Regions from separate parts of the Homo sapiens genome. Here region 2 is linked to region 1. A link is a contact called in ENCODE Hi-C or POLR2A ChIA-PET data. All regions are on one chromosome and are shown on one strand. Each heading gives the region's core, a stretch centred on a gene start or an enhancer-like site at or near the end of the contact. The rest is flanking DNA. Distances are from core to core; before and after follow the strand shown.

Region 1 (3,963 bases), core at 1,404-3,903:
AACATGGCAAAAATCTCATCTCTACAAAAAATACAAAAATTAGCCGGGCGTGGTGGTGTGTGCCTGTTATCGCAGCTACTCAGGAGGCTGAGGCAGGAGAATCACTTGAACCTGGGAGGCAGAGATTGCAGTGAGCTGAGATCGTGCCATTGCACTCCAGCCTGGGTGACAGAGTGAGACTATGTTTAAAAAAAAAAAAAAGAAAAAAAGAAAAAACTCATGGCAGGCAGAGTGACTTACTCAAGGTCATGCAGGATTGGGATTAGAACTGTGTTCTCTGGACTTCACTCCAATGTCCTTCCTCACCACACCAAGCTGCCTCACACACTCCCATCTCCTCCCTCTCACAAGTCTAGAGCACCTGAGATGCTGATCCAGGCATGAATGGGCTCTGAAGTCCATAGACCTGTGCTCCAATTTCAGCTATTTACTGTGGGCAGTCACTTAACTCCTCTGAACCTCAGGTTCTCAGTAAAATGTGGATAGCCAAAGTAACTATCTCAAAAGGTTGCTATAAGTGTTACATTAGCCAGGATAACATATCAAGTGCCTAGAACACAGTAGGAATTTAATAAATGGTAGCAGTCATTTATTTTAGGTGGTAGGATCCCCAGACCTGAAAAATAGTCCTTGCCCAGCAAAGCCAAAAGAAGGGAAGAGAAGTAGGTGCCAGCAGCCCCCACAGTCTTTCATTTCCTCTCATCCAGTCCCAGGCCCCCTCAGAGCTCAGAAGGTGATACAGGTGGTCAGAGGAACCCAGTGACCAGAGCTTCGGGGAGAGCAAGGCAGGGGGGCCAAGCCAATCAGAAAGGGGAGGGAGAAGGTGCAGGGTGACAGCCAGGCTCCTGCCATGGACAGGGAGCAGTGAGTCAGGTCTGCAGAGGTAAGAGGAGCAGCCGTGTGGGTGGGGGGTGGGGGTGGGGTGAGTCACAGCCCAGCCCTGCCCAGCCTAGGAGGAGAGGGCCAGGAGAATCCAGGCTGTTCAGGTCATGGGCAACCCCAGAGGGCCACTGGGAGAGGATGAAGTATGGGAGCCCAGGCTCAGTTTTGGAGTATGTGCTTGATTTATACAAAGTAGAGAGAGTATCCAAGGAAAGCTCCTGGGAATGAGGGAGAAGGGCAGCTGAGGAGCAGGTGGAACTAGAACAGGTGGGCATCTGTCCAACCAAATATAGTCATTCCAGGGTACAGTGCTGAGTCCTTGCTCTACTCTGGATAATCTCCTCAGGTTTGGAGGCAGGAGAGCTGGCAGGCTCTGGACTCTGCCCTGTACCTGTACTTGGCCACAGCCAAAGAGGCTGGTTGGAGGATCCTACACAGCCCTCCCCATTTGGAGTCTCCTCAGGAATGCAAGGTGCTCAGTAAGCTGCAGGTTTCCGGTAGCATTCACAGATATCCAGCATTTTAATACAGCCCCCTAGGGGCTCAGTGCTCACCATTCACAGCCTCATCTAGGGCGGCCAAGAGCTCCTCATTCCCCTCTGTTTCCCCAATCTGGAGACAGGTGGATGGAGGAGGCCAACACTGCACACTTTCTAGAGATGTGCCTGGGCATCTCCGCATGTGTTACCTCTATTTTATATATAATAGTCATTTGATATGGGAATTAGAACTGGCGCCCATTTTTACATAGTAGCTCTAGGGAAAGCATCTCAACCATTCCTTGTTCCTATCACCCAGCTTACCTAAGAAGAACGTAACAACCCCAGACAACACGTCTGATTCAATTTGCCCCGGAGTACCCAGAAGGGCAGCAACCCAGCAGGTGAGGCAATGACAAGAGAGAGAGAGTGGGACCTATATTCCAGGATCCCCCAGTGCCCATCAGGCCGATCAGCTTTTCCCCGAGGTTCTCCATGAATACCCTCAACCCACAGTATTGCCCAAACAGCAAGAATCTTGGATCTGCTTATTCTTCAACAGCCCACCAAGGTCCAAGGATGGGGGGCCTCCACACCCACCTCTCAAAAGGTCCAGATCTGCCTCTTGCAAGTCACGGACTTTCCGGTCCCGGCCGCCTCCTAGGGGTAGCAGCTGGTCCGTGGATACAGTGGGAGGGTCCGGGTTGCTGGTTCCAGCAGCTAGCCCTCTCCGAAGCCGCTCCAGGCTCTCGCCAGTCACCAGTGCCGAGAGAACTGCGGGCGAGAGGCCAGGCCGCATCAGACACCCGCCCAGACCCCTGACCAACACGCACCGATGCCGACGCCCGTCCGCCAGAGCGCAAGGGCCCCACCAAGTGGCCCGTGCCGGGTGCGCTGCGGCGACCTTCCCCCATGCCCCCAGCACAACGCCCCCATCCCCCCGATCTCCGGGGGCGTCGGCAGCCCTCTTACCTGCAGCCAGAAAGAGCTTCAGCACCACCGACGGCAGCAGCTTCATGGTCCCGCACCGAGAGGAGGCGGCGAGGCACCAGTCACTTTCGAAGCGGCGGCCACTGGGCGCTGGCACCAGAGCTGGGCGGCGGAGCTCAGGAGATTCCGCCGGGCACCGTCTGCCGCCCGCCTCTGCGTGCAAGCCTGGCCGGGACCCAGGCGCAGCTCGCTCTTCTTGAGTGTCTTGTCTTGCTCACTCAGCCCGCCCGCGCGGCCGCCCGACCCCGCGCGCCTAGGTCAGGCCAGCCAGCAGCGTGGCCCGCGTAGCTCCTTCGGCCGAATGAGCGCTGCCCGGCTCGCGGCCGGGAATAAGGCTCCAGGAGGCGCGGAAGCTCCGCCCCGCCCGGCGCCGCCCCCTCCCTCCTCCCGTGCTGGGAAGCTCGCCCGGCTCGCGGCGCCGGCAGCGCAGCCCCCGACCCCGCGGGCGCGGCGGAGGACTGGGCGGGAGGAGAGGGCGGCGTTCACAATTTTTGGGACCAGGCCGAGGCAGCCGCGGCCTGATTGTGGGTAGGGCTACTGACCGGCAGGTGGCGGAGAGCGGTTCCTACCTTTCCCCAAACGCCTGTCACTCTGCAGCCTTGTGACTGACTGCTGAGCTGAGTTCTGTTCCGGGCCTGGCCTCTTGCTTCATCTAAGCCCCATACCAGGGGTCTCCATCCCTGTCACCCTCTAAGTTTCAGAAGCCCACCTTTTGGCCTACCAACACGGCAAGTATCAAATAATAATTAATTCATCTATCATTTAAAAATTAGACACGTGAATGCCAGCCGTTCTCATAAACCCGAGATAACCAGAGTTGAAGTTGCAGGCACTTAGTATCAATCCAGCAAAAGCAAAGGAAGTTAGTACTCTCTTAGTCTCTGGAGTGGCTTCCTCCCATCTTCCCTCAGGGGACATTAGGATTTTTGAACTATGGGTTGTAATTCCCAGGCTTCTGAGATTGGAGAGACACAGGTTGTGAAACAAGCCTTATTCTTTTCCTTGCCTTTGACTGCCACCTTTTTCCTCAACATAAAAAATGAGCCACCCTCCCATAGGACCCAGCTGGCTAACCTAGATTGCTGTTTCACAGACACTAGGTGTTTCTCTTCCAACCCATGTGCTTTTGCAGGGGTCTTCTGGAGTCACTGTCCTGACCCAAAGAAATGAGTGTCTCAGTAGGTATTTCAGTTTCCAGGGACGTGCTGGGGAGAGAGTTGTTTGACACAGGGCTGGGTTGGCTTTCAGAGCCCTGAAATTGTGCCAGATAGAGCACTTGCCGGATTCTGCCTGTGTGTAGGGATAAAAACAGGCCTGCTATTTATACACAGTCTATCCCACTGTCCCTCCCTATCCCCACCTTTGCAGGGGTCAGTCTGGCCCTGCCCTCTTAACTTGCTCCAGTAACCTAGGCCTAGGTTTCCATAGTGCACTGGAATCACTACAGACCTGAGTTTGAATCCTGCCTTTGCTACTTACTGTGTGACCTTGGACAAGAAACTTAATTTCACTGAGCCTCAGTTTTGACGTCTCTCAAATGGAAAAAATAATAACAATAATAATAATGACTACTTTGTAGGGAGCTTTTTGAGAAATGAATGCGGGAACACAT
Region 2 (4,064 bases), core at 984-3,483, 220 kb before region 1:
TTAGGATAGGGAATATATATGTATGTGTATATGAAATGATGTCTTCGAGTTTTAACTTCCAGCCTGAGATGGCCTAGATTTGGTGTGTTAGTTTGTTTCACTGAAGTCAGTGAGATAGGAGTCTAGCTGGGTACATGCTTAAAAAGCTGGAAGTGAAGTGGGTGGCAAGTGGCAGCTCCCTCTTTCATGTAGTTTTCCATAATGTTCATATAGTTTCCTTATGGTCTAAGTGTTACAACTGGTTTTCAAGTTGTTATATTGAATATTCCTTTTTGGAATTCAGGGTTGAATCACTTTGAGGGGGAAGGGAAGCAAGGGCAAGAGACTTTATTTTAACCAGATGCGGTCTTATGACCTCAAAGATGTGCTCTAGAAAGAAAATAACAAAAAGTGTACCTGTGAACATATTTTTTGTCTTGGTGATATTATGCAACACAGTGTTCAGAATTGCAAAAAAATTTAAAAATTGATAGTTTTATCAATGGAACAGAGAGATGTGTTTTTGGCTAAAATTATTTTTTGTAAGTTATTTGGTTATTTCATTTTATATTCCCTTTCCCATAGCTTTGTACACACCTCATACTTAAAACCAAGTGAGAGGCCTCTTTTCAGATCTGGTTTATTTTTGGAATGCCTGAGTGTGTTTCCAGATTGGGGGGGGAGAGGTGGTGTTTTACTTTTTGACATGCTCTTAGCATGTTTTGCTAGTCATTCTGGATCTTATGTTTGCAAATTCTGTTGAACATTCAGTGATGTATTTGAAATGAGAAAGTCCTTTATAACATAGTGTGAATGTTTGTGGCCAATTCAATTGTGGAATCTTATGGCTTTGTTTTTACTTTGGGTAGAAGTTTAACTTCCATTGTTCAGATTTTAGGTTTATCTAGTGAAATTGTGCCAGGTAGTTGTCTAAATATGGACCAATTTTGGGAAATGAAGATTAATAAGTGTATATTTGATTCTAGATAATCCTTTACTCAAAATCATAAGTTAAAGATTCACATCATTAAGAGTTATCTAACTTTTATGTTGTCAAATCTTTAAATGTGGATGATATTCAGCATTCTATCTATGAATTTCCTTTAGGAAAAGAGAAAAATTCAGTCTCCAAACCTTTTCTTGGAGACAAAATTTACCACATATCGAAAATGAAAAAAATTTAGAAAGCGATTTGATTATTTTTTAATGGAGTTTAACCAGCTTAATTAATGATTTTTCCAGTTTGAAGCACTTATTTTCCCAATGTGAATAAAGGGAAAAGATCAGCAATTTGTCCCTGGCCTTTTTCGAGGCCATTTTTAGTTTTCTGCCCCCATTTCCCAGTCCTGGTATAAAATGAATTACGGGTATCCCTCTAAGTCCCTATAACCCTTTTTGGGGGTCACAGATATCTTTGATAATCTGATGACAGTGTGATGGATCCTCTACCCAAGAAAAAAAAAATGCCCATCCCTGGATAATTTTGCATACAACTTCAGGGGCATCACACATCTTCTGAAACCCAAGTTAAAGATCTCTGCTCTAAGTAAATTGTAGAGAATTTTAGTGCAAATCGTTGATAAAATTAGGAACCAACTATTGGCTTAAAACCTTTCATATTGGAATTATTGTTAGATGGTGGCCCCTACTAGCAAAATGTGACATTGCAACCAGCTTCGTTAGACATTATAACAACCAGAGAGAAGGGAAAAAAGCAAAGTTCTGAAAGCTATTTATAAGGAGTCAGGGCATCTCTAGACATGGGAGCCTTCCTGGTTCAAGGCAGGGGTCAGGGTGCCTGACAATTTCTAGCAGGGTAGAGTTTGATAAACCACAATGCTCAGGATGCCAAGGGGTTAGCCATTATCTTAACCCCTTCCTCACCAAAAGATTTTAGTTTTGTCTGTTGGGAAACAAGATGTCACTAGGGAAAAAAAGATTTGCCTTACAACTTTGCTGGAACACATCAGTTTGGTGACGTTGGGACACTAGTGTTATTTTTGAGAAGGCGCATAAAACCAAAGTAAATTATTCTCTATGTAGAACATTTATTTACTAGTAACATTTGTTTGCGTGTATTCGCTTTGACAATTTTTACCAGTAAATATTGGTTTTATTTAAAACTGGGAATCCAGTTGATATATAGGATAGTTGATACATCTGTTCTTTCCCCCATGTAAAGCATAGTTAAAAGATTTATGCATACTTTTTACTTTTCTCTCTTAATGCCATGGGGTGGGGAGGGTGGGTGGGGGAAAGATTTTTGAGTCTACAACTGACAAAATGTCTTCTTCAAATTAAAAAAAATTGAGAAGCAGCACTTTAAGTCTAACTCTACACCATTTTATTGCATGTATTAGTTTTATTAATGATTTTTGGTGCATGCCTTTGGGCTTATTCAAAAGTGTACAATAGGAAAGTATATTTCCTTTCTTAGAAAGGAGATGTTTTCTACTTTGCAACATGTGATTACAAAAATCTTCCTCTGTGGGAAGATTAACCATGTATTGAACTACTGAAAAGTATATATTTTTAGATATACAGAAGGAATCTACATGGAGCAGCATTCAGACCTATATAGAAGTCATAGCATTCTGTATAGGACCAAAAAGGAAATAACATTAAACACTTAAACAGACGTTGTTGGGTAGAAATACCTTTAGATCTTGCATTTACTTCCAAAAAGAAAAAATGCCACAGAAGTTTGCTGAAAACTTTTGTCGTTTGAATTTTCTCTGTCAGTGTATTTAGCCCAAATACAACAGCTTTGGGTTAGCACACACATAAGAATCAAAAAAACAAAGCTCACTAAATAAATCAGTCTGGTTTGCCAATCCAGCTTGACTGAAATAAGTAAACCAATCACTTGCAACATGAAAAACTGTCCAACTCCTCTAAGGTTCTGACAAAATAACCTTGGCTGATGTGGGAAGACTCCCACTTTGATTACTGACCTGACAGTGAAGATTCATGCTTGACATGATTTCAGACTTGACAATGTCTGTTTAAGGAGCTATGGTACAGTTTGCTAATTCAATCCCAGATACCTGTTGATTACCTGTGAGATCTAGAGTCCAAAGTAGCCAGCAGCCATATCCCTGAGTGCTCTGTGCCCATCAGATATCTTAAAGTAAGCAGGGTTGGGACAGGTCACAGCTTGGATGATTGACCTCAGGTGCCGTAGACAGCCCCAGATTCAAGAATTGTATCTGCTTTCTTGGCAGTCGTCACTGAACTAATGTCCCATACTGTGTTACTTACTGTAGATGCTCTCTTTTAGAGGAGGCCCAGAGCACACATCCTAATCGCTAGCGGTACTCAGAGAGGGGGTGCTAACTCTGATGCCCTGGCCAAATTCCAGTTTAGGGATGTGGGTCTTCTTCTTGTCATTCTAATTGGAAATGTGCATCACTTCCCATTTTTCTTACTGATCTCAGTGCAAACTACACTAGTCTGTTTCTTTGCCCTGGTCTCAAGTCTCTAAGACGCTGGTGTGTATTATGTGGGCTAAGTTCATGTGTTATCCTAAGGCACAAGAGTTGAGGAATGGGTGAGCTTGGTGTCAGAGCACTGTGTGGTTGGAGGGTGGACTCTTGTGATGCTGTGGGGATGAAATTGGCCCTCTTTTAGCATAAGTTGGGGAGTGTGCACTGGCTGGAGGCTTCCAGAGGCTTCCAGCCATGAGGTGTGAGCTGAAACCAATTTTTCCTCTTTCCTTATAGCATGTTGAGAAAATCTGTTGGGTTTTCAGCAGTCAGGGAAGGCCGGAGTTCTGCTTTAATCTGGGTAACTGAGGCTAATATGAGCAAGACTTTGGTTAATTAACTGGGTTCTCAGATGCCACAGACTCCGTGAGAAGTCACCATTATTTTCAATGGTTGTGATAGAATTTCCCCCAGTAGCCATTATTTTAAGATTATATTGCAGAGTTGCTTTATTTTGAGCTTTTTGTGTATACACAATCCCAAACTGGAAGAAATTTTAAAAAAAGGAATCCTGCTGTGAAAGGTATATATTACTCTAGATTTTTCTTACTGTAAATATTGTAAGATTGTAATACTGTCGATATTTTATTAACCAACAAA

The links. A loop is a pair of places that touch in the nucleus more often than their neighbours do. ChIA-PET counts read pairs that join two places held with the same protein, here RNA polymerase II (POLR2A). Pooled maps may share reads with other maps.
Region 2: a pooled map shows a loop between it and region 1 (2.1-fold over the local background). The contact joins the promoter of IGIP here to the promoter of HBEGF in region 1. A Hi-C loop is called at or near these places in 1 of 168 maps with a recorded cell type or tissue (naive thymus-derived CD4-positive, alpha-beta T cell), 1 of 37 single-sample maps with no recorded cell type and 6 of 50 pooled maps. POLR2A ChIA-PET finds 5 or more read pairs at or near these places in 6 of 52 experiments (HEK293, HEK293T, MCF 10A and 3 more).

The regions. Positions count from the first base shown.
Region 1 is chr5:140,343,950-140,347,912 of GRCh38, forward strand. It overlaps HBEGF (heparin binding EGF like growth factor), which reads right to left and starts at 2,654. Exons shown (of 6, transcript NM_001945.3): 1 at 2,334-2,654; 2 at 1,962-2,135. The coding sequence starts at 2,379. RefSeq lists silencers at 2,569-2,848, 2,889-2,938.
Region 2 is chr5:140,123,704-140,127,767 of GRCh38, forward strand. IGIP (IgA inducing protein) reads left to right here and starts at 2,234. Exons shown (of 1, transcript NM_001007189.2): 1 at 2,234-4,064. It overlaps PURA (purine rich element binding protein A), which reads left to right. Exons shown (of 1, transcript NM_005859.5): 1 at 1-1,916.